2 separate regions of the Homo sapiens genome follow, and region 2 is linked to region 1. Evidence: chromatin loops called from intact Hi-C (ENCODE). Cell type or tissue: B cell. All regions are shown on one strand. Links, peaks and the distances in the headings refer to the core of each region. The heading gives the core; the rest is flanking DNA. Region 1 overlaps PAX5 (paired box 5). Region 2 overlaps PAX5 (paired box 5).

Region 1 (15,537 bases), core at 3,410-11,409:
TGCCATGAAAGGGCAGGGCCTGGTGGCCGGGCAACGGCCTTCAGCACTGCTGACGCTACCCTACAAGGCTGCAAGTGCCTCAGCCTTTAACCATGGAGCGTAACACCCGCTGACCCTTGTCTTCCCGCTCTCCTTCTCTGCACCCAGCTCTCAGTTTCCCTACCCAGGGCCTGCTATGTCCTTGTGCTTACCCTCCTCCAGTGCAGGCCCACCCTAGCCCTGCCAAATCCAGCTATTCTCCATCTCAGTCCCACCGTCCCCCATCTCCATTGCTTCACGTTCTTTTCTTCCCATTCCCTGGGATGTGGCCAGAATCACCTTGACTTACGGGTCCATCAGGTTTGCCTCCCCAGGCACATTGCCTTGAGGTGGGTGCAGGCCAAGGGGGAGCCCAGGCAAAGATGGGGAGTCTGGCATCCCCAAGTCTCCTCAGTGCCTACCTGTCTGGCTCCTAGCATCCCATAGGTGGTGGCTCCAATCTGTTTCCCCATTCTTTCCTATTCCTCATTTCAAATGGCTATGCTTGGCCTCTAGGACACGAGACTGGAGTTTTACACACCCCACGTTACTTTCGAAAATCAGATCTTCACAGTACAATAAAGCTGATCTTACTTGCTAACTTCAGCTCTCCTAAAGATATTGCTGAGTATTTGTGGATTAGTTCAACATACACACACACACACACACACACACACACACACACACACAGCTACATATTTGCAAGCTACTTAATACCAGAAAAGAAGGCCTAAGGATCACTGTGTAAGAATTCTGGGTAAATTAATGTTGCAAGAGAATTTTTGTAATAAAATCAGAAAAGACACATGAAAGACTTTGAGAAGAATAGGCGTAGGTTCCAAAGAACCTACACCTATAAGCCATTGTTATATTAATTAACTGTATTAATCACTCATTTTTTCATACCTCACTACTTTCCAGAAAAGATATAAGCAGCTCACAAGGATGTAAAAAATATATGGAGGTATGGAGGGAAGAAAGGACAGAAAAAGGGAAAACATAAAATGGACCCAATAAGTGACTAGAGCTGGGCTCAGTGGCTCACACCTGTAATCTCAGGGACTTGGGAGGCTGAGGCAGGAGGATCACTGGAGGCCAGGAGTTTGAGACCAGCCTGGACAACATAGCAAGACTCCATCCCTACAAAAATAAAAAATCAGCCAGGTACTTTGGTGCACACCTGTAGTCCCACCTGCTCAGAAGGCTGACGCAGGAAGATTGCTTGTGCCCCGGAGTTCAAGGTTACAGTGAACTATGATTGCACCACTGCACTCCAGCCTGGGTGACAAAAAGAGACGCTGTCTCAAAAAAATAAAAGCTGATTAAAAAATAATAATAATTGGACCCAACAACAAACACATGGGGCACGCTCATGTCAACATGTGCCACATGTCACAGGGACCTCATTGAAACCTCTAACAGCCCTATAAGGCAAGCACTCATTATCCCCATTTTTTAGATGAAGAAACTGTGACTTAGCAAGGGCAAATAACCTGCCCGAATCGTGCAGCTGGTAGGTGATGGAGCCAGGACGGCACCCAGACAGCCTGGCCCTAGTGCCCACTCTCAACCACCATGCTCTCCACATCCTCAAAGCCAGGAGATGAGGCTGGAGGCTTTTAATCTCACTCCAGGAAGGACTGCATGAGGCCCTCCCCACTGCCAGCTGGAGAAGGGAAGCTGGTTCACGACCTCACAGAGTCCATGAGATGCAGACCGCCCATTACTCAGAGGTTTTCTGACTAACTCTCAAACCAGGTGGAATTTCTCCCCAAAACCCCCCTAAAGAGCAAGCTGAGAAAGTGCCGAATGCGCTTCAGATCCAGGGGTGGTTTTCAAACGTGATTTCTTAGGGTGTCTCCATATGGGTTCAGTATAACTCTAAGGGGACCACACTGGTGGGGCAGTTACCCAATTGAATGGCTTTATCCGGTAATGATTTTAAAATAAATGAAAGGGACATAAATTAAATGTTCTCCAAGCATTTTTATTTCTAACCGGGGACCGGAGGGATGCTGCTCTGTGCCTATGGTTAAACACAGACCGAGCTGGAAGTGGTACTGACACCCTCATGTGAAAGCTCAGTGACCTGACAGGAACCCAGGCCTGAAGCCACGCAGAGTGAGCCTTGCAACTACCCACAGACAGGGACAGGAATCCCCTCAGAAGACTGCTGTAGCAACAATCACAGACCTCCAACGCACAGATCTATAGATGACGGAGACGCCAAAGTTCCTCTCTGTATAACACAGTCACAAAGGCTATGAACTGGAAGATATTTGGGACAGGTACAGCCACATTCCTGTCTTTATGGTAAAAAACAAAACTCCCTTTGGACAACTGTCTTTTTTTTTTTAGTTTTTTGTTTGTTTGTTTGAAACAGGGTCTCACACTCTCACCCAGGGAGGGCTGAAGTACAGTGGCACAATCATGACTCAGTGCAGCCTCCACTTACTGGACTCAATCAGTCCTCCTGCCTCAGCCTCCCTAGTAGCTGGGACTACAGGCATGAGCCACCATGCCCAGCTAATTTTTCAATTTTTTGTAGGGATGAGGTCTTACTATGTTACCCAGGCTGTCTCAAACTCCTGGGTTCAAGTGATCTTCCCACATTGGCCTCCCACAGTGCTGGGATGACAGGTGTAAGCCACTGTACCCATACCTTCCAAGATGACATCTATGCCAAGATAACCAAATCAAGTAACCTATCAAAGGGCATTGCTATTTATAGATCTGTTTAACACAAGAAACAGATCCTAAAAATAGTAACTATTATTTTAGAATGCTTGATCCACAGCCATTGTTTCTGGCAAATTGGATCAGCCGGTCCAATTGTTTGGGCCACTCTTTGAATGAGATAGAGAAGCTGCTCTTCAAATCCCAGCAGCACAACTTACCAGCTGCAGGCCTTGGAAAAGTTACTTAACTATTTTGTTCTTCAGTTTCCTTTTCTGTAAAATTAAAATAAAGTCTCCGCCTCACAGGGCTGTTGAGAGAATTTAATGAGTTAATACAGGCAAACTGCCCAGATCAGTGCCTGGCACATCATTTGTACTCTATTGTTACAAAACAGCATGGTCAGGGGCTAGAAAGTGTTCAGCTTTGAGTTCTCTACACCAAGATGCACACATATACCTCCCCCTAAAGGAACAGCACGCAGGAAACTCTGCAGTGCTCCATCAGGAAGCGACTCCCTGAGGAGTGCTCCGTCAGGATGCAGTGCTCCATCAGGAAGCGACTCCCTGAGGAGTGCTCTGTCAGGATGCAGTGCTCCATCAGGAAGCGACTCCCTGAGGAGTGCTCCGTCAGGATGCAGTGCTCCATCAGGAAGTGACTCCCTGAGGCTCGCAGAGGGGCCATGGCCCAGCTGCCCCTGAGCTTCAGGAACTCCGCAATGCCAAGCAGCGCTGCCTCGAGCATTTCCGTGTGTTTCTCCCGGTGCACAGATGGACAGCTCGAATTTGTAAATCAGGGAACTTTTCATGGGAACCACTGAGAGATCAAGAGAAACCCGAGCAGCTGACCTCAGTGTGTAGTGCTGGAAAATAAGATTCCCCACAACCAGCCAAAACCTGGGCCACATTCATCAGGTTGAAACCTCTGGAAATTTTGACCTCAAATCTGCCCATGAGGGGAATCTAATGACCAATGTCAGTTGTCCTGTAAGATTTTCCTGTAGCTAAGCTTCTCCAAAGCAATGAGAGGTTTGTCTCTCAAGGCCATGTGTGAACATGTCTGAGTTGTTTTGCCCCACAGCATAGATGCGCTTTCTGACTACCAGTAATGGAAGGGAAAACTACGTGCTAGAGATAGGTTACGGTCACCAGGACACTTTGCGGTTTAAGTCCATTTTGAGTTACTTGAAATCCACTGGTGAGCTGGCCTGGAAGCATCCCCAGGAGACAGTTGAGGCAACTTCTTTACCAACCACCAGCAGGCAGGGCCCAACCAACTTGGAAAGCCCCATGGCTGCTTCCCGCTCCTTTGCTCCTAACCCCCAAGCCACAGTGTAAAATGATGACTCAGCCACGTGCAGGGCCAAAACAGGAGGGAAGTGATTACTTTTTCCAAATCCCAAAAACCCATTCTAAACAGGATCAGAAGCCCAGAAAAAGGATAACAGTGAATAGTGCTGCCCCCAGGGCACATATATCACAGGATTTCTCCAGATTTATTCCATGTGCTATAATTTGACATCCAGATTCTATTCATAAATGAATTTATTCAGAGGAGCCCATATAAATAAATATGCCTGTTCCTAAAATGATGTCCCTTATGGAAGCAACGTTCCCCTTCCTGGCAGCTCCAGAGGCAGCACCATCAGGCCCATCACTGATCCTCATACTCCAACATCCAAAGTGACAAGCCCTGATGTTTAAAAGATGAAAAATTACACTGTGGCTCCAAACCTACCATAAATGTCCTGTCAGGCTAATGCAATGTAAAAATTTTAAACCTTGCTTTGGATCAAGTACCATTTCCTCAGTTTCCTGAAATTTTACGTATTCATTTGTTTATTTATTTTTTATTTTTTTAAAGTCAGGGTCTCACTCTGTCACCCAGGCTGGAGTCCAGTGGCATGATCATGGCTCACTACAGCCTTGAACTCCTGGGCTCAAGTGATCCTCCCACCTCAGCCTCCCGAGTAGCTATCACGCTTGGCTAACTTTTAGTTTTTTTGTAGAGATGGGGTCTTGCTCTGTTTCCCAGGCTGGTCTCAAATGGTCTCAAGTGAAAGTATTTAAGGATATGCACTGTCCAGATATTACATTACTGTATTACATATTATATGATGTTTCATTATATTATATTTGTACGCATATGTGTGTGTGAACATATATATATATATTTTTAACAGAATTTCCAAAACCATCACCCCCACCCCCAGCACACCTCACACTTTGGCCACCTGAAACTACTCTCCCTTTCCCAGACTGAACGCATATGCATATGTCTCCATGCTTTTGTTCTTTCTCTTCTTCCTCTTTCCACTTCCCTACCTGGCACCCTCTTCCTCATCCTCCTCCCCACACACTCTCTGTGCACCCCACCCCCGTTGCCCCTGGTGAAAGGCAGAGCCGTGTCTATATCACTGAGACATTCCCTGAGAATGCAAATAATAATAAATAACATCCTCTGAACGTCTCCCACGTGCCAGGCACTGTCCAAGACTTTGGAGACACACGGGAGCCTCACACCAGCTCTGTGCTAGCATATCGGCATGGCTACCCTCCTCTTGTGGATGGAGAAACTGATGCTGAGTGAGGGGGAGCAAACTATCCCAATCACACAGCCAGCAGGTACGCACGCCAGGTTCCAGGACCAGGGACTCCAGAGCTCTGGCTCTTACCGCCTTGCCATGTGGCCAGCACAGGTGCAGCCCGACCATAAGTGGGAGCGGCGAGTGTCCCTGAGAACAAGGTTACCGAGGCTGACAGTCCATCCCTTCCTCCGAGAGGGACGGGACACATTCTGTTAGGCAGTTTCCTTAGAAGTATCACAGTCTGGGTTTAAATACCTCCTCCCTCCTTTTGAGGCAGATCTGGGAGACCGGAGAACTCGTCCTCTGTTGCACCAAAAAGGAAATATTAAATTGTTTGTTTGTAGGGGAAGATCCTTACAGTACAACCCAGAATTAATAATTTAGTACAAAGATTTCTTAGCTCCTCAGGCAGAAGTTCTAAAAGTGATACAAATTGTTATTTTGATTGCTTTAATGGAATATTTCCCTGGAAGCCTGGGCTCATTTGCCTGTGTAATCTGTAGCCAAGCAAACAGTAAAAACAGAGAAAGTCTGGGGAAGAAAAAGTTCCCAGAAACTCCCCAGTGCAAATGCCCCATCACTGCAGGTCAGATAGGGCCTTCTGGTCTGTCTCTCATTCCCTCCCACCAAGACAATTCTTAGCCACTTTGTCTCCCTGCGCAAACTCCCTCCTGCCTCCTCTCCAACTCCTTTCCTGCCCAACCCAGCCCTACCCACCTGAGCTTTCTTGATCCCTTTCCCACCATGACCCTGACTCTCTGCCCTGTAGAACCTCTGATGTGGCAGAACACTCCTTAATAATAATAACAATGATAATAAAGGAACATTTGGAGTACCTACTATGGGCTGAACCCTCTGTCAAACTTTGTTTAATCAGTACAACCACCTACAACACAAGTATTGCTGTTTTTTTGTTTGTTTTGTTTTGTTTTGTTTTTGAGACAGAGTCTCGCTCTGTCGCCCAGGCTGGAGTGCAGTGGCACAATCTCGGCTCACTGCAACCTCTGCCTCCGGGTTCACGCCATTCTCCTGCCTCAGCCTCCCAAGCAGCTGGGACCACAGGGGCCCGCCACCACGCCTGGCTAATTTTTTGTATTTTTAGTAGAGACGGGGTTTCACCATGCTAGCCAGGATGGCCTCGATCTCCTGACCTCATGATCCACCTGCCTCAGCCTCCTAAAGTGCTGGGATTACAGGCGTGAGCCACCGTGCCCGGCCAACACAAGTATTGTTATTATCCCCATTTTACTTATGAGAAAACTGAGGATAAAGCAGTGGTAAAGCCAAGTAGATTGGAAATAATAACTTTGTACACAAAGGAAGAAAAGTTCGTATTTGTTTGAGATGTGATAATAACCAGTGTTCTCAAAGCTAGGAATAAAGGAAGAATCACATAGACTCCAGAGGTAAGCCTACATTCACTTTTATTACCACAATCTCCCAAGAGATTACGTGAGCTCAAAACTAACGTAACAGGTTGCAAAGTCACAAGCAGCTGCTTCCGAAGCTTGTGCTCTTAACCATGACACTATGCTACTTCCAGCAGTCCTCCAGACATGGGTCCCTGACGCACTCCCCAGTAGAAAGCACACCACCGTCCTCTCCTCAGGCCTTTCTGGGCCAGGCATGGGGTCTGCAAAATTCCATGCCATTGCTCACCACACCATCCTACCACAGCATCTCCTCAGAATTCCACATTATCTGCCCAAGCCAATCCCCTCATACTGTTAGTGAAATGCGGCCATTCCTCCTGGCAGATTTCCCGTTCCTCGGGACCTCCCACCACGATCTTCACCTACCCTCGACCTCCCTAAGCGACACCTCTTTGACTCCACTGACCTTAATCTCCATTCCCCAGCTCCAGCCTCATGGATGGACACAGATAGGACCGTTATTAACCTGTCATTTAGAACTCATCTAAGTCCCTAAGCTCCTTCTGAAAGCTTGTTTGTCATAATCTTCCTTGCATGCTCTCATCCTGATGAGCCGGCTCTTGCCAGGAACCCTTGAACTACTGTAACCAACAGGTAGATAAAGTTATCTGTCCTCTTGGTGAGCCTGAAATGAAAACATCACCAATTCTGTTGCCCTGACCCAAGAAGGGTCTGCACCTTCTTAAAAGCATTGACACTGAGCTGGACTATGTGATGATCTTCAATAAAATCATCCCATTTGGTTTCATAGCCAAGACATTGGGAAAGAATCAACAAATTCATCTTTTCTCCAAAATAGAAGAGAGGAAATGCAACCACATGCGTCACAGAATGCCAAAGCTCAGAGCTGGAAGGGACCCTGGTGGTTACCTCTTCCAAGCCCCAATCTGACACTTGAAACCCCTCCTCAGTCTTCCTCCCAAGTGGCCTCACTGCCCACACCAGACACTCTCAGCGACAGAAGATTCCCAGCCCAATCCACATTTAGGCAGCTCGCCTGCTTGGAAGGTTTCCTTCAACTAAGATGAGAGCTGCCTCTCTGTAATTTCCACCTAAATCCTGGGTCTGCCCCTTGGAACTACGAAGAAGTCTGCTTCTGTTCCTTCTCCACAGGAGCCCTTTTGAGATCAGATCACATTCTTGCATATCCACTGAGTTTTCTTTTTTTTTTTTTTTTTTTTTTTGAGATGGAGTCTTGCCCTCTCATCCAGGCTGGAGCGCAATGCTGCAATCTTGGCTCACTGCAACCTCCGCCTTCCAGGTTCAAGCGACTCTCCTGCCTCAGCCTCCCAAGTAGCTGGGATTACAGGCACACACCACCACGCCCAGCTAATTTTTTGTATCTTTAGTAGAGACGGGGTTTCACCATCTCGAGACCAAGCTGGTCTCAAACTCCTGACCTCGTGATCCGCCCACCTCGGCCTCCCAAAGTGCTGGGATTGCAGGCGTGAGCCACTGCATGAATTTTCTTTTCTATAGGCCAGCCAGTTCCACTTCCTCTACAAGTTCCTTATAAGACATATTTGGGGGTAGGGAAGTAGGGTGGTAGGGTGGTGTAAGTAGGGGGCAGGATAAATGGGCATTCATGGAAGTATTCCTTCCAGGAGTTCAAAAAGCAAAGTATTCTCTAATTGTTGTCCTTTCATGTGTCTATTCTATTAAGCTTGTTAATTATGTTGTGCAAAACTTACAAATATCCCTGCCAATTTTTTGTCAGCTTGATTTATTCATTAACAAGAGGGGCATTTTAGTCTCCCCAAAATATCATGGGATTTGTTCATTTGTTCATTGACATTTTTTGCTTTAAATATTTAGAGACTCTGTTGCCAAGTGCGTACAGGTTCAGGATTGTTATATTTTCCTACAAATTGTTCTTGTTATCATTAAGCAATAATCCTCTTTGTCTTTGAGCATACTTTGGGCCTTAAAGTTTATATCATCTGATAATGAGATTACTCTATCACATTTTATTTGGTTAGTATTGCCATATTTTCCTCTCTCAGTCCTTGCAAACTTTCAGTACCATTTTGTTTTAGGTTAATTACTAAAAACACCACATTTCTGGGTCTTGGTTATTTTACACGTCTTCTATTTATCTTGCAAATCCAATCTATTTATCGAGACTACTCAAATATTTTTATTTATTTCTATCCTCTATTGTGTAATTTTATATTTTTAATTTACCTTTCTTCTCCCTTACCTTCTATTGGATCCACTAAGTATTCTAAATATTTCTTTTTGCTTATTCTGGTTTGCACATTATGCATTCTATTACCATAATGGTTACCCTTTAATTGTTATCCTTAATTTGCTCACTGGCATCCTTGACCTAACACAGCCTAACGTTTATCAATATATCTATCTTCCTCCTATGAAATGCAAAAATCTTAGAATGTTTTAACTTAGATCAGCCTCCTCCCAATCTTACATATTATTATTGCCTTTTTTCCTACTTTGTTTTAAACTTCCAAAACTATGAATTACTTTTACAGGTGATATTATTTATTGGACAAACCTATTTAGATTATTGTTCATTTATCTATGTATTTGGTTACCATCACTTCTTAAATCCCATTCTCTCCTTTTGTATTTCATATCCTTCTTGTAGGCAACATATGGATGAGTCCTTCTGTTTTTTTAATATGCTCTGACCATCTCCCTTTTTTTTTTTTTTTTTTTTTTTGAGACAGAGTCTTGCTCTTTCAGCCAGGCTGGAGCACAATGGCGAGATCTCGGCTCACTGCAACCTCCGCCTCCCAAGTTCAAGTAATTCTCCTGTCTCGGCCTCCCAAGTAGCTGGGATTACAGGCACATGCCACCATGCCTAGCTAATTTTTTGCATTTTAGTAGAGACGGGGTTTCAATATGTTCAATGGTATGTTTAGACCATTCACATTCAAAGTGATTATTGATATAATTGGATTCATATCTACTACGTTTGTAACTTTTCTACTTGTTGAACTTGTTCTTTGTTTCTTTACGTCTCCTCTTCTTCCTTCTCTGGTTTCAACTGAACGTGTCATACAATTCCATTTTATCTCTTCTGTTAGCATTTCAATTATATTTCTTTTTTTAAGTATTAGTACTTTCCCTAGAGTCTGCAATATACGTTTATATCTAATCTAAATTCACCTTCAAATGATACTATTCCTCTTCAATCATGTACCTTCTAATAGAATATTCCCAGTTCCTCATTCCTGTCCCTTAGGACATTGCTGCCATCATTTCACTTATCCATATGTAATAAATCACTCCATACATTGTTATTATTATTACTTTACACAAACAGTTACCTTTTAGATCAATTAAGAATAGAAAAATCAAAGGTCTTATTTTACCTTCATTTATTCTTTCTCCAACTCCCTTCTTTCCCTTATGTAGATCTGAGTTTCTGAACTACATCATTTTCCTTCCTCTGGAGAACTTCTTTTAACATTTCTTCTAGACCAAGTCTGCTGGTGATGAATTTCCTCCATTTTTGTTTAACTGGGAAAGTCTTTATTTTTTCCTTCACTTTTGAAGTATAATTCCCCATGATATAAAATTCTAGGTGGGTGAACTTTTTCTTTCAACACTTTTAATATGTCACTCCACTCTCTTCTTGTATGCATGGTTTCTGACAAGAAATCCACTGTAATTTTTATTCTTGTTTCTCTATAAGTAAGGTAATTTTTACCTCTGGCTTCTTTCAAGATTTTCTCTTTGTCTTTGATATTCTGGCTTTTGAATATTATATGCCTAATGTAGATATTTTGGTGTTCTCTAAGTTTTCTGCATTTTTGGTTAGCATCTGTCACTAATTTTGAAAAATTCCCAGCCATTGTTATTTCAAATATTTCTTCTTCTTCATTCTCTCTTCTCCTTCCGGCAACCTAATTATAAATATGCTATGCCTCTTAAAATTATCCCACAGTTCTTAGGTGTTCTGTTCTGGTTTTGTTTTTTCATTCTTTTTTCTCTTTGCTTTTCAGTGTGGGAAAGTTTCTATTGTCATATCTTCAAGCTCCCAAATTCTTGGTTTGGCTGTGTCCAGTCTAGTGATGAGCCCAGCAAAGAAAGTCTTTATTTCTGTTACTGTGTTTTTTATTTTTCTTTTGATTCTTTCTTAGAATTTTCATCTCTCTGCTTACATTACTCATCCATTCATGTATGTTGTTTACTTTTTCCATTACAGTCCTTAACATATTAATTATAGTCATTTTAAATTCCCTATCTTGGCCAGGTGCAGTAGCTCACACCTGTAATTCCAGTACTTTGGGGGGCCAAGGCAGGTTGATTACCTGGGCTCAGGAGTTCAAGACCAGCCTGGGCAACATGGTGAAACCTGGTCTCTACAAAAAATACAAAAATTAGCCAGGCGTGGTGGTGCTGCCTGTAGTCCCAGCTACTTGGGGGGCTGAGAGGGGAGAATCACTTGAGCCTGGGAGGTTGAGGTTACAGTGAGCTGAGATCATGCCACTGTACTCCAGCTTGGGTGACAGAGCAAGACCCTGTCTCAAAAGAAAAAAATATATACCTATCTAATAATTCCAAAGTCTGAGTCTGATTTTGATGCTTACTTTGTCTCTTCTTACTTTTTTTTTTCTTGCCTAATATTTTGTTGAAAGTTGTACATGATACATGAAGTAATTGGACTAAAGTAAGGTTTCATGTTAATCTGGCAGATCTCAGCTGTAACTCTGTATTCTTATGACTTAGGCCAAGAAAACGTGTTGATTTTCCTTTTGTTCAGCTTTACTTCTTATTGTAAAGATCAGAGTAATGGTGTCAAAACTCCACTTGTCAGAGCTGAAACTGCAAGTCTCTCATATCTTTCTTATTGAAGTACATGATTTAGCAGTTCAGCAAGAGTCTGTGAGTGGTAAACTCTCCCTGCCATTATCTGAAAATGTCTTTATTTGCCTTCACTGTTAAATGATCATTTATCTGAGTACGAGGTAATTATTACTATCTCTTAACACTCGAAGATATTTTCTGTTGTCTTCTGACTTCTAACAATGCTGAAAAAAGAGCCCTGTCAGTCTAAATGTTGTACTTTCTCTCTGGTTGCTTTCATAATTTTCTCTTGTCTTTGATGTTCTTCAATTTCACTAAAGTTTTGCTTAGATGTCTGTTTATTTTTATTTAACTTGCTTGGGATTTAGTATGCTTCTTCAATCTAATGATACATGTTTCTTGCAACAGTTTTGTTTCACAAAGTCTTAGCTATTATTTCTTCAAATATTGCCTCTTTTCTCTGTTTTTATTTTTCCATGCCAACTATTTGGTGTATGTTGGACTTTCTCATGATATTTTGTTTTATCTCTTACCTTTTTCTTTCATATTTCCCAACTCTTTAGCTTTCTATGCTATGTTCCTGAGAATTTCCTCAGCTTTGTCTCCTCCCAAATCAGTAATTTTCTATTCAGCTATGTCTTATCTGGTATTTAATCCATCAGTTGAATTTTTAATTAATTCTCACATCATAATTTTTATTTCTAGAAAATTTATTTGATTCTCTTTCTAGTCTGTTCCTTCTTTTGTCATGGCATTTTATTCTTTTATAATGGTTTCTAGTCTTTTTCATCTCTTTAATCATTTTCTAGTCTCTTTCAAATTGTCTGCTATCTTGGATTCTTGGAATACTCATTTTGCCCGTTATGTCTCCTAACTTTCCCTCATTTTCTTGGGTGGTTTGACATTTTTAAATTGTGAGCTTATTTAGTAGTTATTATTTATTCTGTAGGCATGTTGTACATACTAAATTGTGGAAGGAGCCAGATGAAAGTTTTTTTATATGCATCTGCGAGGCATCTCAGTGATTTCACTAATATGCCTCCAGTTTTTATATTATTTCCATCCTTGAATTTTTTAGAAATATTTTGTTTTTGTCTGAGTCCCATGTAGAATCAAGTTTCCCTACTGCCTCCTTCAGCTTGTGGGTAAAACTTACCTAGTGCCCATTTCATGGAATGTGCAGCCCTTCCAGGTTTCTAGTTTTTTGCAGGAGCTTTGGTTCCCACTCCTATATATCACACAATTCTAAGACTACATCTTTTGTCTCAACATCAGCATCAAAACCCCAGCCCCTGTTCACTAGAGACTATATTGAGAACCCATACCCTGGGCCACCAGGACATTAGCTCATGCACTTAAAGTTCTGGCTTTGAGCTGCCTTTTAAATTACAGCCACTGAGGATTTCCCTCTTTTTGTTTCAAAAAAAAAAAAATATATATATATATATATATACCCACACACACATATATATATAATGCTTTATTGTTATATTTGATCCAATTGTTTGCAATAGGAGAGCCTACAATAGCTCAGATCTTGTTATAAGAATCAGAAATCTACGTTCTTTTTTAAAAAATAATTTACAAAACAATAAATGTTTATTTTTATTGTTTTTTAAGAGTTTTGTAAATAGCCGACTTCCTTAAGTCAAACTTCCGACACACCCTCAAAACAAACAAGGTGTAAGACCAAAATTAGCTGTTCTTTTGTCTTTTTTTTGAATTGCAAATATTGGATAGCCTTGTTTGAGGGGAAATATCTCTACTCAAAAGTCAATTCTCACACAGTATTTTGGCTGCATCAATTGCTGTTACTTTATGCCACACAACACAGCACAGGTGGTCAATGTCACTGACATGGCATATCTGTAAAAATTTCTTGGATGAATGAATGAATAAATGAATGAAAGAACAACCGAGCAAGGTGCAGGCAGCTCTTTGACAATTCACTTGTAATCTTTAAATCCCACAAACACAGAATTTGCCTGTCATCAAAAAGAGTGGAACAGACAGGAGGAAAAACTGTAAACAAGTCAAAATAAAAATAAGTGATGGATTTCCCATTTGTTTTATCACTCACAGAATGTTAGAGCTAGAATGGATCTCAAGGATGACCCAGGGCAATCTCCCACCCTAAATGCAAAAACCATGACCCAGAGTGACTAGCCTAAGAGCCATCACTAAAGCCCAGAACCCCACGCTTTTCACTATGGCAATTTGCCCAGTATTCCCTCAAACATCCCCCTCCCTTACAAAGCAGGAACGATTTTTACTGGGGAGCTGTCCTTGTGCTTGGTTCACAGGAAGACAAAGACTACTCAACTGTTTAGAAAATATTTCAAAAGCTACTTAGAGACAAATGGACATCCCCAGGCAATATTCTTGGCAGCAAATCAAGTGAGGTCCCATAGAGTCCATGTAATTTTCATCCTTGGGTCACTTTGAGATGATGACAATAGAATAAATAGAATAAGGGAGAGTATGGCTGGTCTAGAGGCACCCGGCACTTCTAGAGATCTAGGGAGCAACAATTCCAGAATAATCCTTGTGATTATCTCATTCCTAAGGCAAAATAGCGTCCAAGTTAAATCTTAAGCAGTTCAGTGAACAGGAAGGTATTTCTACCTCCTCTCCTCCTGCTGGGGACAACTGGGATGAGAAGCCTTGTCCCCCCCACTTCCACCCTCTTATAGCTCCCTGCCATGGGAGGAGTCACTTATCCGACTGGTCAGAGCCCAGGACAAGCAGTTAGCTGTGCTCGCTGGTGGGCGGCATCGCTGTGCCTTGCGGCTCAGAAGCCCTTCTCTGGATCTTCAAGCTTCTACACGCTTCAGGTTTCCCATAGGAAGGCCCAGTTAAGTCCGTCTCTCAGTTCCATCTTCCCCTCCTGCAACTGGGTGGGTAAGCCAGGGAGGGTCTGCTCTACAGGGCAGTCAGTTTGGGAAATAACGTGCCAGAAGCTTCACTTTAGGTCTCCTCTAAGGGGTGCTTAAGTTAAGCCTAAGTGGTACTGCGCAACTCAGGTTTTCAGAGCCCCTAGAAACGGTTGGGAAGGTATGGAGTGAGTATTTGGGTACTTGTTCAGTACCCAAATCAATACCTTGTCCATTTTTGCTAGGTTGGCAACCCTACAGAGGAAGAATAAGAAAGAAGATTCAAAGCTCCAACCAAACCCCAACTCTTCCTTTCCACAAAAGCAGAGCCTTACAAATAGTGTGCCAAGATATCAAACTCTGTCAGCCTTTGGATGACCAGGGGACATGTGGGGAAGCTAAAGCCTGTAGGTCAGTTGCCTCCAGCCACGAGCATCCTGTTTATCCCAGTGTGTTACGCAAATATTAACACTTTCTATGCGTGCTATGGTAATTGGGAAGTCCTGAACAAAAGCGCATCCAGCCTACCATCTCCTTCTTTAATCTCTAAAACATATGACTTCTCCCTCCTTCAAGTCCCCAAGTCCCTGCCTACCAAGCTCCCACCAGAGAAGTCAACGCAAACTACGAAATTCTTATTCTCATCAAGAGTTGAGCTGATGCAGTTGATGGTGACCACTGGAGGCACCTTCCAATAGACTGAAACTTTTCCACCTAAGGAGGACATTTTCCCAGGGGTACCCTCTGGGTGGCAGGAGGTCTCAAAGCCCCAAAGCGTATCTTCCCAGAGCATCAAGTTGGAAAATCTAAGAAGAGCTACCCTAGAGGGTCTGGGATTTTTTCTTAGTTAAGTTGGGCTATCAGAAAAGCTGCTTTCTTGAGCCTCATGGTCACAGTAGCCCTGCCCCTGCAGAAATGCACTGATTAGCATGTGGGCGTCATACTCATCCATAAGACAAGCTCTATACAACCTACTGCAGGGCCTCTAAATGTGCTGTTGAGGACCGTGACCATTGCCTCACTGGTCTACCCACTGAAAACCCATGTGAAAATTTCCTTCCACTCTAAATGTCAGGAAAAAAAAATGGCTTCCATTGAGGAACTGGACTCTCCTCCACTGGTGGACAATGAGAAGAACACAACTGATTGCATTTCCCATTTTGCTTTGACCATC
Region 2 (15,537 bases), core at 4,069-12,068, 45 kb before region 1:
ACACACACACATACACACACAAGCAAGAAAAAAACAAAACCTTAACAGTTGCTAAAAAAAAAAAATCACTAAATGCCTATTCTGCAGGTGAGAAGAAGAAACTCCTGCAAGGGCAGGGTCTTGCCCAGAGGGCTGTGCACAGCCAGGTTTGGGTCCTGGACCCAGCATGGATCCTGATCCAGGTTTCCTTTCCCAGGTTTTCTCTGTTGCTTTCCTGCCCTTCCCTCTGTCTTCACAGAACACCTCTCAAGCTCAAGAAACTGATGCTCAATTTTCTTCCAGTAGTCCAGGGCGCTCATGTCCCTGATGACGAGAATTACAACACTTTCTTTTGTGAGTAGATCTAAGAATGCCAGCATCTTCTTGGGCTCTGCAGACTTGGCCAAAGTCAGCCGTGTCCCTGGAGCCCGGGAGATAGGGCTGAGCCATCCTTGAGCCTACTGGTCAGGGGCAACACACACAGAAATCCGACTTCACAGAATTTGACTCTAACTTTTTCCTTCTGTGCTACCAGCAAATGCCTGTGCCTCGATGAGCCTTGCTTTACAATCCTGAAAATGGGAACCATGCCCCTTGCTCTGCCTCCCATGGTTTGTTCCTGGGTTTGGAAATGGAGGATGGAAAGAGGGAAGGAAAGAGAATGAGAAAGAGGAACAAGGCAGTCTTCTGGTTAAAACAAAAGAAAAGAAAGAAAATAGAACATTCAAACGTGTAATCCAACTCAGCACGAGCTTTAGTTTTAAAGTTCCACAGGCCAGTGCTTGCCAGCCCAGCCCAGCCAACTGCATATTATTTATGCGGCCTCAGGCAGGTTAATTTCTGCTCCTCAGTTTTCTTGTCTACAAATTGGGGCTAGTGGCACTATCTTCACAGGGTTGTCTGAGGTCTGAGCCACATCACCTGGAGAAGGAGGCACGTGGGGTCTGCATTCACATGTGTAAAGGGCCTCTCTTCTTCCCTCTGGTCTCCGGGCCCCAGAACCCCAGCAACCCCTCCCATCACAGGCTCCTTCTGCCCCAGCCATCCCCACCAAATTGAAGCTCACCGGGCAGGAGGACTAGGAGAATTAAAACATGCAATCAAACAGCTTCTTGACGGGAAATGCTTTGGAAATTTTCGGCTCCATTTACTTCTCAATCTAATTTTGTCCTCGGATGCACATTATGCGCGAGATGGGATCTCATGTGGTTTGCCCGCTCTCCGAACACCAGCAGGAGGCACCCGGCGTCTTGATTGCAGCTCCCGGCTCTCCTCGCCACATGAGGGGGCATAATGAGGGCACCCAGCAGGCTCTGGGGGCGGCCCTGGGCAAGAAGGCCTGGCCCGGACATCCTGGCACCCACTGGCCCAGCCTCTCCCACTAACACCCCTGGGGCAGAGTCTGGGGGTGTCATCCACAGCCAACTCCAGCCGCACTGCAGACACCCATCGCCACCGCAGCCCAGCTGAACCCCTGCCTGGCTCCAGCCACCTCTGATCCATGGGACCCTGCACTCCTTGGCTCCCCATCACCTCTGGATGAAGTCCAGACCCCTCATGCCCTCTCCTCCTGCCTTTTCCCAAGCATCTCTACTGGGGTGGTATAGGTTCCAGCACCCCCACCAGCACCACAGCCCTAAATGGCTTGCTTTCCCCCAACTCGCCTCCATGCCTTAGCAAATGTTGCCGCAGAGTCCTGGCAGGCGCCAGGCAAATGCCACCAATATCATCTCCTGTGAAAGACCCCCCAGATGCCCTGGTCCTGTCCCCCACAGTCCCATGCTCCTTCTTCAGTGCTCTCAGAGCCATGCTGCTCCACAGCCCAGCACATGTCAGACTGCTGGGACAGCTGTCTAGTAGAAGACACTAGACCTAACCCTTCTGGTGCAGGTACTATGTCCTGCTCACTTCTGTTTCCCTGTGGTACCCATCACGATGTTTGGCGCAGAGCTGAAGCTAAACAAATGCCTAGGCTCATTCTTTCTTTCACTCAGAAAACATCTCCCAGGCCACTCCTCTGAGCCCAGCCTGCGCTCAGTGCTAGGGATTTTGTGCCCATAAGGACAGGAGGCTTTTTTTTTGAGCCCAATCGGTGTTACTTTCCAACCTCTCCACTGAGAAAAGCCACCAGCCAAAGCCCAGAAACTACCCAAGGGCTAGCCAAAGGGAAATGCCTGCCAGCCAACCCCCAGGACTACAGGGTTGGGGCCGGGCCACCAGGTCCTTGCTTCATTCTTCTCCCTTACTTTTTCCCCAGTCCAGGCATCCTCTGCAAGTCACTCAAGTCCTGAAGGACAGCCCCCACCCCATGGCCTCCTGATCCAGCCTCCTCTCCTCACTATGGCTTTCCTGGAGCTTCAGGGCTCCACTGCCACAACCCCCATCCCAAATCCAGTGCAACCATTTCGTCCTTTCTTCAGGTGGTTTCTGGCCATGTGCAGATTCCCTTGGGCTTTCATTTAATGCTGCCTCAAATCCTGTGGAAATGGATGGGCTATGGGAGATAACTGGCTGGAAGAACAAGGCCCTCCTAACTACCAAAGCCAATGGATTCTTTCCAGCCTTGTTACCTTGGATCTCTCTGCTCACTCTCTAAATCTTCAAATATTTTTGGCTGCCTGACATCATCGAACATCCTTCTTTTGTTTGGGGCATTTTCCACTTTAAGAGTTCAGGCTTCTTGAGGCCAAAGTCAGAGACGTGATTTCCCAGCCTCCCTTGCGTGAGGGTGCAGGCATATTTTTGGGTCCCCCAAGTAGACACGTGCGTGTGAGTCTTTAATTCAGAAGCTGATGACACAAAGAAGCAGGCACCACATGGAGTCCATCTGCTGAGGCGGAGGTCCTAGTGGTGACATCCGGTGTCCAGCGACGGTTGTGTGAACCAAAGGGTCTGCGTCCACAGGCGACAGCATGGCCGCTTCACAGAGTAGTCCTGCAGCATGGGCCAGGCCTTATGCCTGACTGGGAAGCCTCCAAACCTGGTTCTGTGGCCCTCTTGGAGACCCTGAGCATCTTAACATCCTTAGAAAATCCCTTTTCTGCTTAACAAGCCAGAGAGAATTCTGTTGTTTACAGTGAAGTCCTGTGACTGCTACAGCCTCCAAGATGGAGCGCATCTGTGGCGGGAGTGTCAATCACCACTCACTCCCCCACTCCGGGCTTCTCCATGGCGTCCTCCTCCATGGCGTCCTCCTCCTCAGCCACCCTGGTTTCCCAGAGTCCCTCTCCAGCTCTGCTCCTCCCCATCGTCCTTGTCTAAAGCTCTCAACTGAGTGACTCACATCCTCCCACCACCTGTGTCCATGCCCCCAGTCCTGACCCCGCCCCCACTGCCTCTGCACATTCCACCTGAGTGTCCCTGGGGTACCCCAAAGTTAAATATTCAAACCAGCTCCTCTTCCATGGTCTTCATCTCAGCCACTGGCTCCATTATCTCCCGGGTCCCCCAGACTCCAACCAGGGGAGCATCGTTGATGGCCGCCCACCTGTTCCTCACAAGTGACTATTGCCAGTTCCACCCCTCAAAATGTTTCCTCCATCCCCCTTTCCACAGCCTGGGTTCAGGTCCTCATCCGTTCTCTCCTGGGCTTTTACAGCCACCTGGGTCAGGTCAGGTCTTCCTGCGAGTCTCATCCTCCTTACCTCCACCCTCTGTCAAGACCCCACAGAGATTCCCCTGGAGAGTCGACTCTCCTCAGGGCTCCCAGCACCTGCAAGGTCTGCCCCCAGGTCTTTGGCAGCCTCAGGGACCTGGGCCCTCCCTCATCTCCAGCTGCTTTCTTCACTCATCCTTTATCATGCTGTTCCTTCTGCCTGGAATGCTCTTCCCTCACCTGTTTCCCCAGCCTGGTTAATTCCTGCTCATTTCCGTGTGCTCAAGTGTCACCTCCCTCAGGAAGCCCTCCCACCCAGCCTCGGGAAGTGGCCCCCGTTGTGCACCTGTGACATCTGTCACATGCCTCTCCTTATCATTTCACCTTTTAAAAACATTTACTGAGCACTTTTGATGAGCCAAGAGCCTAGCTTAGAAACCCACGTGCATGATTTCATTTAACCCTAGAACAACCCTCAGAACAACCCAATGAGGAGAGTGTTAGCCTCACTTCCAGGTGAGGAAATGGCGTATCAGAAAATGTAAGTGTCCTTCCCAGGGTCAGCCGCTAAAAGGTAGGGGGGTCTGGGATTGGAGCCCAGCGCTGTCCGACCCCACGCCCTAAACACCTAATGGTGATGCTCTGTTGCTTCACCCCAGGGAGCTCCTGTCACCAGCCCAGGTGGCATAACCCTGGCCAAGGAACATCGCCTTGCTGAGCCTCAGCTTCCTCTTCTGTAAAACGAGGGTCAAGTCTTTCCCTGCTGCCCTCCCAAGATGGTAGGAGGATCTGAAAAATAACAGATGTAAAATCACTTAGTAAACTGTAGAGAGTGGTGCACATGCAAAGAAGGCATTAGCATACTTTCAGGGCTTGTCTCACCAAACAATTTCCTTGCTCACATTAGAATGAAAGGCCTTCTATCTGCTGCTTCTTTTAGAGTAAGGGTGAGGGAGGGCTCCCATCCCCTCCCTAGACCAGGGTGTCCCTGTGATTTTTAAATTCACTATCTAGCTGTCCCTATCCCCCCTCCCAAAACACAATTGTGATAGTCAAGCAAAGAAAGGTGAGAGAAAGAAGAAAATCCATAAAGGCTCGGCAAAGCGGTGGCGGTGGAATTCTCCAGCTCCTGACCACCAGTTAGTGACGTCAGGATTTATAACTGTATTAAATGGTCTGACAGGCAGCCTTGATATATCAGTTCCCCCTTCTTCCCAAATCACAGACAATAAAAGCTTTGGCAGTGAAAGTCATTCATCATCATAAAGACCTGAGACATCCCAGTCATCAATTTCACTCACATCCTTAATACACTGGAGAGAGTGCAGGAGTTGAGCACCTCAAAAAGGGAGGAGGAAGAAAACACGAAGGAAGATTGAACAGGAATAATTACAAAGGTCAAAGAAGGGATTCATCCGGGAGGGTGCCGTGGGCAGAGCCTGTCCCTGCTGGAAGTGTGCTCAGGCCACAGAGAAACTAGGCCACTGATGGGCCCAGCCCTTAGAGAGGCCCTGAAGCCCAGGTGGAGAGGGGCCAAAATAGGCTGCAGGATCCGAGTGGGGAGTGTTGGGGGCATGGGAAGCCACACCCTGGCTCCATGGCCTTAGGCTGGGTTTCACCAGGGCCTTTTATTCCATCAGCCTCATTAGCACAAGACGGATTTTAAAATAATGAAGCCACAGGTATCTGTTTGAAATCTACCCCCACCCACACTGGCACAGACGGCTATTTGTGCCAACCATGGTTTTCTTTTGGGCAACACCTTTTGAGCAACTATAACATTCGGGGCTGATATTAGTGGTTGTGAAAGACCCCATAAGGCTGCCAATCCAGCTAGAAAAGAGTAGCTGCCCAGAGCCCTAAGTGCAGCCTCTGGCTTCACCCCTCCCCTTCCCCCAAATCCAGTCACCTGGATCACACCTGCTGGCCTGCCCCGGGACCTGGGCCGAGGTTCCCCACCCCTCACCACCAGCACTTGGCATCCTTCCTCCTCTCAGGCAGGCCGGGCAATGGAGGATAAGAAAGCAGGAACTCCATGGGGTGCAGGTGTGAAGAACTGGGGACTTCACGACTTGTTCCTGAAGAGAACCAGACCTAAGTGGCATGATCCTTACCCTGGCACTTGGCCTTCTCTCTCCCAGACCAAGGAAGGAGGAAGAAAGTCTGTTTAAGAAAAGCAGTTGGCTGGGAAGGGTGGCTCACATATGTGGTCCCGGCTACTCAGGAGGCTGAGGTGGGAGCATCACTTGAGCCCAGGAATTTGAGACCAACCTGGGCAACAGAGTGAGACCCCATCTCTAAAATATTTGTTTTTAAGTAATGACAATTATCTTTCTTATGCTTTTATTTTTTGCTTGAAAGCAAAAGAACAGAAGAAAGCTTTGGTCTAGGTGGGGAGTTTCTTGAAGCACAGGGCTCCCCACAATGGACAACACACAGCCTGAGGGCTGGGAGGCTGCACAGCAGGGGCTGAGAGCCCTGAGGCTGCTGGGGCATGTCCAGGTGGCCTGGCCCAGGCAGGAACATGAAAGAATACACAGCATGTTTCCCAAGAAAGAAGGAGCAATCATACCTGCTGTGTCTGCCCATCCACTCACCAAACCTTCACCCAGGACCTGCTAAGGCCTGGTCAGGCTGCATGAGGTCTGTCTGAGCAGGAGGCTGACCTAAGGGGATGCCAGCTTTTCAGGGGTGAGTCAACCCACTACCCTTCAATCAGATATCACCCAAGAAGCCCCATCAGTCCCGGCCCCTACACGTGGCCTGAAATCCACCTATCAGCTCTGTTCTTCAGATAGGGGTCTGTCCAACTCAGACTTCCTCTGGCACACTTCCAGGCTGCCATGACTCACCAGGCTTTATGAGAATAGTGTGGCTTAGAGGTCAAGTGTGTGGTCTGTGGAGTCTGACTGCCGGCATTTAAAACCTGGCTACACCACTTACAAGCTGTGTGACCTTGAGCAAGTTTCTATGCTTCTCTGTGCCTCAGTTACTGCACCAGTGAAATGAGGATGAGAAGAGTGACTCCCACAAAGGGTTGTTATGCAGATTAGACAAGCTATTAATAAGTCAAGGGCTTAGAACAATGCATGGTGCAGAGGGAGTGGATGGGAGCATCAGCTATCACTCCTGCTGGTGACTCTTGGCTCATGGGACCCTAGCTTGGGCCTGCCTCTCTAGCTGTTCAGGATTGAAACCAACTCTGGGGGAAGAGCTCCCTAGTCCCCTATCCTACACACCAGCCCCCTAAATAGGCTGCTGGGCCACACTATCCTTAACATGGGCATGTGACCCCATCTTGAACCTGGGTTCACAGAGGCATACGAAAGGAACTAATGGGTCTGAAAAGGCAAACACTTCTCTGGATGGGTTCATCCAGACAGGCAGCAGGTGCCCCTAAGCATTCATGCCAGAAACAACCTTACTAAACATTTATAGATGATCTCAGGGTGGGAGTAGAAGTTCTATGGCCTCACAGATAATGAAAATAAAAGCTAATAGAGATAAATTAGAGAGAGATTTTTTTCCTGAGCTGTGAACTTGGCCAAGAAAAAAAAAAGGCAGCAGACTAGTAGAAGCTAATGCATTTGGGAAGAAATAATAATTATGATAATATCTTGAATTCAAATGTGACTTTATGCTAATCAAAGATATGTATGTGAGTGTGTGAATCATGTCAATAACCTTGACAATGACCTAGAAGGGTGGAGTGCTGCGTGATTAGTAACGACCAATCATAGCAGACAGCTCGTTGGTTTATTAATTCATCCATTCATTCATTCAATAAACACTTCCTGAGTACATACTATATTCCAAGTCCCATACTAGGCTGTGCTGGAGAAGGCAGAGACAATTCAGAATCTTGTAGACTAAGAAGAAAGTTAGGCTGGACACAAAGAATTATAAATCAAGGCACAATGGGCTAACAGGCATAATGGTGGGCTGATCAAGGGCAATATGACTTCTGACTGTAGGGTAATTGAGGAGGGCTTCCTAGAGGAGGCAGCACTTGGGGAGTGCTCCAAGGAGACATGCACTGAAGGCACATGGGCAGGGACTGTCAGGCCTGCTGGTTCTTAAATCCCTCAGCAGTGTTGTGAGATCCTTTCACAGGCAAAGTCCTGGACCAGCTCATCTTCACTTTCCTGCCGGGGAGGCCGGACCCCTGGCACAGTCAAGGTGGCCGGCTCTCCATGAGCTCACAAGAAAGGGCCCAGCCCCTTACAGCTTCTGGGCCATTGTCACACACTTTCTTTCATGTGCACTTCACCATAGTCCCGTAAGGGAAGAATGAGCCAGGATTTATAATTCCCACTGGGCAGACGGCAAAACTGAGGTTCAGAGAGGGGAAGGGAATTCTCAAAGTTACCAGGAGTTATGGCAGAGCTGGGATGAAGACCTGTGAGCCTGACTCCAAATCAGGCCCCTCTCTCCCTTTCACAGCAGACTGCCGCCACCTCTGGGCAAATGACAGAAGCACCCGAAGTACAGGAACCAGCAAGACCAAAGGCTTGGAGTCAGGGACTCCGCATGGCTGAGTTGAAAGATGGCAAAAAGACGGGCCTGGATAAAGGTTCCACTGGGCAGCTTCATAGATAGGCAGATAGAGGGCAGTGGATCAACCAGGCTGAGAAAGGAGGATAGGAGAGGGAAAAAAAAGACCCACTCTGCAAGGACAAAGGCTGAGTTCCACATGGAGGAAAGAGCACTAGAATAGGAGTCAAGGGATATGGGCTCCAGAGGTGTCTGACTTTGGGAGAACTTGAGTTCTCAGTCTCAGCCTCCCCATCTGTTCAATGATGGAATTGCACCTGGTGATCCCTAGGGTTTATCCAGCACCTATATTCCAAAGTCTCTTGACTCTAGGGAGGGCACAAATTATCTCAACACTGGGGCAGATGGAGGAGACAGAGTGAGAACCAGCCAGTGCTCACAGAGAGAGTGGAGAAAGAACAGGCAGAAACGGAGCAAAAGAGGTGCCCAGTGCCCTCACAGATGATGGGTCATCCAGGGGAACTACAGGACACACGGTGCTCAAGGAGGCTTTTATATTTGGCCCTGGAGATGTGGTAGACAGAAGAATAATCCACCCCCCACCCCAGGATGTCTACATCCTAATTCCCAGAACCTGTGACTATGTGACCTTACATGGCAAAAGGGACTTTGCAGATGTGATTAAATTGAGGTATTTGCGATGTGGAGAGCGTGTGGATCACCCAGGTGAGCCCAATGTAACCACAAGAGATTTTAGAAACAGGGGCAAGGGGGTCAGAGTCACAGACAGAAGATGTGGCAGCAGAAGCAGAGGCCAAGGAGGAGAGAAGATGCTACTCTGCTGGCTTTGAAGATGGAGGAAGGGGCCATGAGCCAAGGAATTTGTGTGTCCTCTAGAAGCTGGAAAAGGCAAGGAAACGAATTTTACCCCAGGGCTTCCAGAAGGAACACAGCCCACCACTCTTTGATTTTAGGACTTCTGACCTCCAGAACTTTACAATAATACATTTGCATTGTTTTAGCCCCTGGGATTGGGGTAATTTGTTACAGCCGCAACTGGAAACTGCAGGAGGTCAATGGAACATCCAAGACAGGCAGCCGTCAGGCCTGCTCCACGCTGGACAGATCCCCCCGCAAGCTCTCCCACCAGCCCCTCTGCTGGGGACCCCTAAGTCTGACTCCCTGACTCAGGTTGTTTTCCCGAGCTCCAGATTTTCAAAGCCGCATGTAAGAAGCCCAGGCAGGGCTTTTAGTGCTTTGCAAGTTATCCACTCACTTCATCTACATAGTGAGTTCTATCCCCATTTTATAGATGAGGAGACTGAGGTGTGCACACATACATACACACATGTTGAGAAACCGAGGTCACCAATTCATAAGTGGCAGAGCTGGGATTCAAAGCCAGGCAGTCTGATCCAGCATCTGCACACAGGACTGCACGTTTGATCAGTTTCCCAGACCCCAGTGGGCGCCAGCCTCTCTGTGCTACAGTGAGCGGAAAAGGGCTCTGCTTGAGGGGCTTGGTACCAAGGGAAGCAGGACCGTAGAGGAGTTAGGAGAAAACCATACCTCCAGTTACAAGCTGTGTGAACTCACAGGTTTCTTTAACTATTACTTGGGACCAAAATAGTGCCTGTGTTTTAAAGAGTAGAAGATTAAATGAACCAAAGTACATAACAAATGCTTATTATTAAACATTAGCTATCATTGTTATTATCTCCTGAGGCAGCCTATTCAGCTTTCAGAGAGTTCAAACTGCTCAGAAGTGCTTCTTCTCACTAAACTAAAGCTTCCTCCCCGTGGCTTCCCCTTGTCCTCCTGGCAGCCTCCCTCCCCGCATAGCATGGGGGAGGCCATAGCCAGGCTCCAAGTCAGCTGTCTCTATGCCAACAGCCCTGGGCCTCCTGTGGATGCCAAGGTGCCCTGTCCTCTGCCCTTCTTGGGCCTGTTCACCTCTGTCTGAAGCCCCGTGTATCAAATACTGAGAGAGATTCGCCCCCTAGCCCTGAGGATCGGGGCTGTTCAGCCACACTGCTAGGGAAAAAGTCCATGCTGGTTCGTCCAGTTCATCAGACAGGGTGGAAGCTCTTTACTTACCGACAGCTAGGGTGTCCTTAAAACATGAATAACCTTAAAAAAATTAAACAACAATGCAGAGAGTTTGAACCCATTTATAGGAAATAAACTGTATGTGTACATCCTGACATGTTTCTTTATGCACAGCAAAGGTTCTGGAAGAACACATACCAAATCGCCAACTCTGATGACATCTACAGAATGGATTAGGAATAGACTGAGGAGACGTGGGGACAGATTGCTGTACATACTTCTGTGCCATTTGAATTTATTTTACAGTGAACATGTATTACTTTGCAATTAAAAAGGAATTATTCACTTTGGGAGGTCAAGGTGGGAGGATTGCTCGAGCCCAGGAGTTTGAGACCAGCTTGGGCAACATGGCAAAACGCTGTCTCTACAAAAAATACAAAAATTAGCCAGCATAGTGGCGTGCACCTGTAGTCCCAGCTACTTGAAAGGCTGAGGTGGGAGGATCCCTTGAGGCTGGGAGGACAAGGGTACAGTGAGCCATGATCACACCGCTGCACTCCAGCCTGGGCCACAGGGTAAGACCCTGTTTCAAAAAAAAAAAAAGAAGACTTTTTTTTTTTTAAGAGAATGGTGAGAGATTAAACCAAAGAGAAGCCAAGAGTGGATGGCTTCCCTGGAGCAGCTTAGATGTTGCTTCCCCATAAAACCTTCCCCAGACCCCACAGAGAGAAGCAACTGTCCCTTCCTTCATGCTGTCAAAAGCACTTGGCTTCTCCCACAATATTTCTCTTTCTTTTTCATTTTTGTTTTGTTTTGCTTTGCTGCATACATGTATCCATGTTTGCCTCCCCCATCAGACTGTGAGTTGGCTGAGGGCAGGAATTCTAAAACCCTCAGGACTTAGACTAGGCTGATGTCTGACATGAAGGAGGAGTTCAGTTTTAATGGAGAGATGAGTGAATGGGTGATGAATGGCAGAAGCTCTGCAAATTGCCCAGGTGCTATCCTTTGCACTTTTTCTCCTCCAGACAATGACAAGGCAGTGGGGATCTCTGACCACAAGAACAAGCTAATGAAATCGCTATTTTAGGAAGATGGATCACAGCAGGGTGGGCTGGATGCTGGAGGCCCAGAGACCTGCTTGAAGGCTCTTTGGAAGGGTCGGCTCCCAAGCCACTCACAGGTATAAAAATCTATGAGACCATTAGCAGAAGGGCTGTCCAGCTTCATTTATTTTTTATCCTATAAATATAAGGTCAGAAACAACTGGAGTACTTTCCACTGAAATTATTTTTTTAATTGATGCTACACTTTACACAAATATTAATTCATTTTATTCAACAAATATTTCTTGGGAACATTGTGCTAACCTGAAAGCAAATCATATTTTTCTTCTACGTGCATTTTAATTACGAAGATGCTTGAGTTTCATTTCGGCTTTAAAATGATCGGACCTCTGGCACCTCTGAACCTCTGAGTAGCCTTCCAAACACTAAGATTCCAAAATTCTAGGTTTCTAGGAATCCAAGAATCTATAATTGTGAGTCTATTTACCAGTGAAAAAGCAAATACTTCAAATTTCAATAGAATTCACCCCCAAATCGTTCTGGAATGCAAATAGCCCTGCATCTCTGGGGAGAGTCCAATTTGGATATGGAGTTTTCACTCTGCAGCCACTGCTACTGCAAAGGGCCCACAACATTGAGTCTGGAGAGAGCGGATGTCATTGCACTGGGATGAAACGCTGTGTTGCTGCACATTCTTGAGAACTTTGCACTCGCTATTCCAGGCCCTTCCCAGCGGGTGGTTTGCACACTGAGCTGATACTGGGGAAAGCCATCCCAGGCAGGTAGAATAGCTTGAGCAGAGGCCTGAAGTCAGGGACAGGTAAGGCTGGCTGGAGAGCCTGTGGGCTGCCCTTCCTGGCTTGAGAGAGGGGTTTCTGTTGGGCAGGAATGAAGGTAAGAGGACACAGGAAGGATGGGGTGACTGGGTTAGAACAGGGTTGAAAACCCAATGCCCACAGGGGCCAGCAGGTAAGGTAAGTGGATGAAGCTGCCAGGTGGGGTGTGGGGTAAACAGGAGCCTGCTGCTTTAGCTACAGGGGGCAACCACTTCTCAACTCTCCCCAAGTGTGGCCACTTGGGAATGTAGACCCAAGGTGGCCGAGTCTTACTTTTTTTCCAAGAGAAGCTAGACATTTTAATTTTTTTTTTTTTTTTTTTTTTTTAGATATAGGGTTTCGATCCTTTGCCCAGGCTGGAGTGCAGTGGCACGATCATGGCTCACTGCAGCCTTGACCTCCTGGGCTCAGGTGATCCTCCTGCCCCAGCCTCCCAAGCAGCTGGGACTATGGGCACGCACCACCACATCCAGCTAATTTTTGTAGATTTTTGTAGAGACGGGGTTTCACCATGTTGCTCAGGCTGGTCTTGAACTCTTCAGCTCAAGCAATCCACCCTCTTAATGTTAAATCTCCTGATTTTTAAGGCACTTTTAAATTTAACTTTTTGATAGCCGATATGTTGATAAGGTTCAAAAAATCAAAATGTAAACACCGCTCAGTAAAAAGTGTTCTCCCCACACCCTCTGCCTAAACATGGTTAAGTCCTGAGTACCCTTCCAGAGTTTCTTTAATTCTCACAAACATAAATATGCATTCCCATTGTCCCTTTTTTACGCAAAGGCAGCATGCTGTATACACTATTCTTTACCTTGCTTTTTTCATAAATAATATATCTCAAAGATACATTATTTACATCCCCTATGAGGATATAAAGAGCTTCCTCGTTCTTTCCCACTCCATTGTGTGGATGAGCTATTCTGTATATAACAAGGTCTCCACGGATGGACATTGGGGTGTATCTCCTCTGGTTGTTAAAATGTTAGGACTAATTTTTTTTTAAGTTTAAAAAACTCTATGCAAATCAAAGCACCTTTGGGCTGGACCTCGGGGGCACACGCCAGGCTAAGGGGTGTGTTGGGCAGTGCCTGGTCTATGAGTTCAAAGCATAGATGCCCGCCTGGACTTTGTAGATACCTCAGCTTCTGGCCTGACAGTGGGAAAGGAAATCACTTCAACTGAGAACAGCTTTGGGTAAATACCGCTGGAAGAGACTTCGCCTTTGAGGTAGTGAAATCCCCAATACCAGAGGTGACCAAGCCCTGATGTGGAACTGACCCCGCGCTGTGTGAAGAGTCAGGCCGCCGGACCTCTATGCTTTCCTCTAACTCCAAGAGCCCTCGAAGCCTGATTTATGGGCTGAGCCTGGCTGGCAGCAGAGAAACAACTGAGAAACCTGCCTCATCCTTTAGGATATGCATGTCATTCATTCATTCGTTCATTCATTTGTACATTTAAAAGGCTGAAGCTGTAATTTCTGCCAGAATGCCTTTCCCCGAGCTCCCCACAAAGCTTCTCAACATTTAGATCTCAGATCAAACACCACCATTTTACAGAGATCCCCCCAGCTGGGCACCACTCCCTGAGTCTCTCTCTTCTCTCCCACTTATTTTCTTCAGAGCACATGCCCTGGTAAAATTACATTGCAAATTTATTCTGTGTTTACTGTAAATTGCCTGGTTCTGCCCCACAAGTAAGCCCAGTGAGGGCAGGGACTGTCCACCAGGGGCACCATGGTACTCCCGGCCTGGCACAGAGCGAGAGCCCAATAAGCTGTAACTACTGATATTATCTCCTTTCCAATGCACAAAACAACTTTTTTTTTTTTTGAGATCGGGGGGGTCTCCCTATGTTGCCCAGGCTAGTCTCGAACTCCTGGGCTCAAGTGGTCCTCCCGCCTTGACCTCCGGAAGTGCTGGAATTACAGGCATGAGCCACACGCCCGGCCCACAGAACAACTCTGATAGCCAGCCCAGCATCTTCCATGGAATTCCGAGGACGGCCCCGTGGCCGACACTCAGTTGCAGGGTATCATCCTGCACTGTAGCTCTTGTTGTAATTTTTTACAGCGCCTTTTGGCAGCCTGGATACATAAGGTGTTCTTGTATTTTTGCTTTCATTATTCATTATGATTTCACTCTGAGAGAAGAGGTATTTCACTGCATCTCATGAGCCTCAAAAAGGCTCATAAAAATGGGTCAAAGGAGGCATGCCCCATGGAAAAATGAACAAATCGCTGTTCAGAGCTGCCTGGCACCCCGCCAGAGGGGATTGTGACAGAGGAGGCAGAACATATTTCCTGAGGAGGAAAACCCCAAAGCCACTCAGCCCAGCAGAGGGTCTCCACCACGCAGCCGAAACCAGCCTGGGCTCCCCAGCCCTTGAGACGCCCCAGGTCTGGAGTCCGTGGGTTCACAGGCTGAAAGCAACCCCATGCAGTGTTTACTGTTTCCCCAAAATCCCCAAACACACAGTGGATGTCCCTGCTTCCAATGATAGACACTGGGACTCTAAACAAGTGGAAAAAATTCAGAGCTCTCCACCCCTGCCCTTCAGCCAGACATCCTGACGGGGTCTCCAAGACTCCACCACCTTCTGAGGATTTCTGCGGGATCAGGACCCTTCGGAGAGCATCCCCACGTAGAGAGCTGTCGCTGGGCAAATGTCTCTTTGTCTTATGCCCCCAGGGCAGAGATAAGGGACTCTGGACAAGAGCCCAGACACATAGTAATAACTACCATTTATGGGGTGTTTACCACCTGCCAAGCACTGTGCTAAGCACTCTGCAAGGTCCGCTCATATAATCCTTGCCAGAAGCTGTGAGAAAACTCTAGTGCTGGCCCATTTTACAGATGGGAAACTTGGGCCCAGAAATTAGTAACTTGCCTGAGATCACCCAGCTAGAATACGGTGAAGTGGGCTTCCAGCTCTGGTAATCTGGCTTCCCTGCTGACATTCTCAACTGCACACTGAAAGAGACGCCTTCAGGAAATTTGAACTGGGATTTTTTTAGTCCATTTCATCATATAATGGCAGTAGGCTGTGGAAGCCAGGGCCCTGGGGGAGCTAGAACTGGGGCTCCAGCTCTCACTCACTAAATGTGGCCTTGAGCAGGTCACTTCCCTCTCTTGTCCTCAGCCTCCCCAGCTGTGAAGTGAGTAGTGGGACCACAGGATCCTCCCACCCTACCCAGGTATGGTCAGAACGTCTGCTCTGAGGAAGGCTGGGACTCGCCAAAGCTGGATCCCAAACTCCTCCAAGCCTCCTTCTCCACAACTGCCCACATACACTCAGACACCCCTTCGGTGGCTCTTAATCCCCCTCCTCCCACTGGCTCATTTTATCCTTGAAACAGCCAAGGGAGGCAGGGGCAGAATTACCACCCCTATTTCATAGATAGGGAAATGAGCTTGGAGAGAAGAGGATGACCAATGTGTCCAAAGACAGGACCAGTTAGGTGCAAAGTCCAGACAGAAACCTGTTCCTCTGACTCCTGTTCCAGTGCTCTTTCCCTCAG

The links. A loop is a pair of places that touch in the nucleus more often than their neighbours do. Peaks named below come from ENCODE experiments on the same cell type or tissue, not always from the same donor. Only the 100,000 strongest peaks of a DNase experiment are listed, where the experiment ranks them.
Region 2: a loop joins it to region 1, with 2.2 times the contacts of the local background. A loop is called at or near these places in 2 of 110 quality-filtered maps.

What each region holds. Positions count from the first base shown.
Region 1 is chr9:36,942,861-36,958,397 of GRCh38, forward strand. All of the region lies in intron 6 of PAX5 (paired box 5), which reads right to left. Among named protein-coding and RNA genes, the nearest start is that of MIR4476, 57 kb to the left of the region's middle. RefSeq lists an enhancer at 4,799-5,323. In B cell, for the core only: no CTCF peak of the experiment used is centred there; DNase peaks (open chromatin) are centred at 6,781 and 8,224; H3K27ac peaks cover 7,781 bases.
Region 2 is chr9:36,897,492-36,913,028 of GRCh38, forward strand. The region is part of intron 7 of PAX5 (paired box 5); the gene reads right to left. Among named protein-coding and RNA genes, the nearest start is that of MIR4476, 12 kb to the left of the region's middle. RefSeq lists an enhancer at 3,093-3,593. In B cell, for the core only: no CTCF peak of the experiment used is centred there; no DNase peak of the experiment used is centred there; H3K27ac peaks cover 4,466 bases.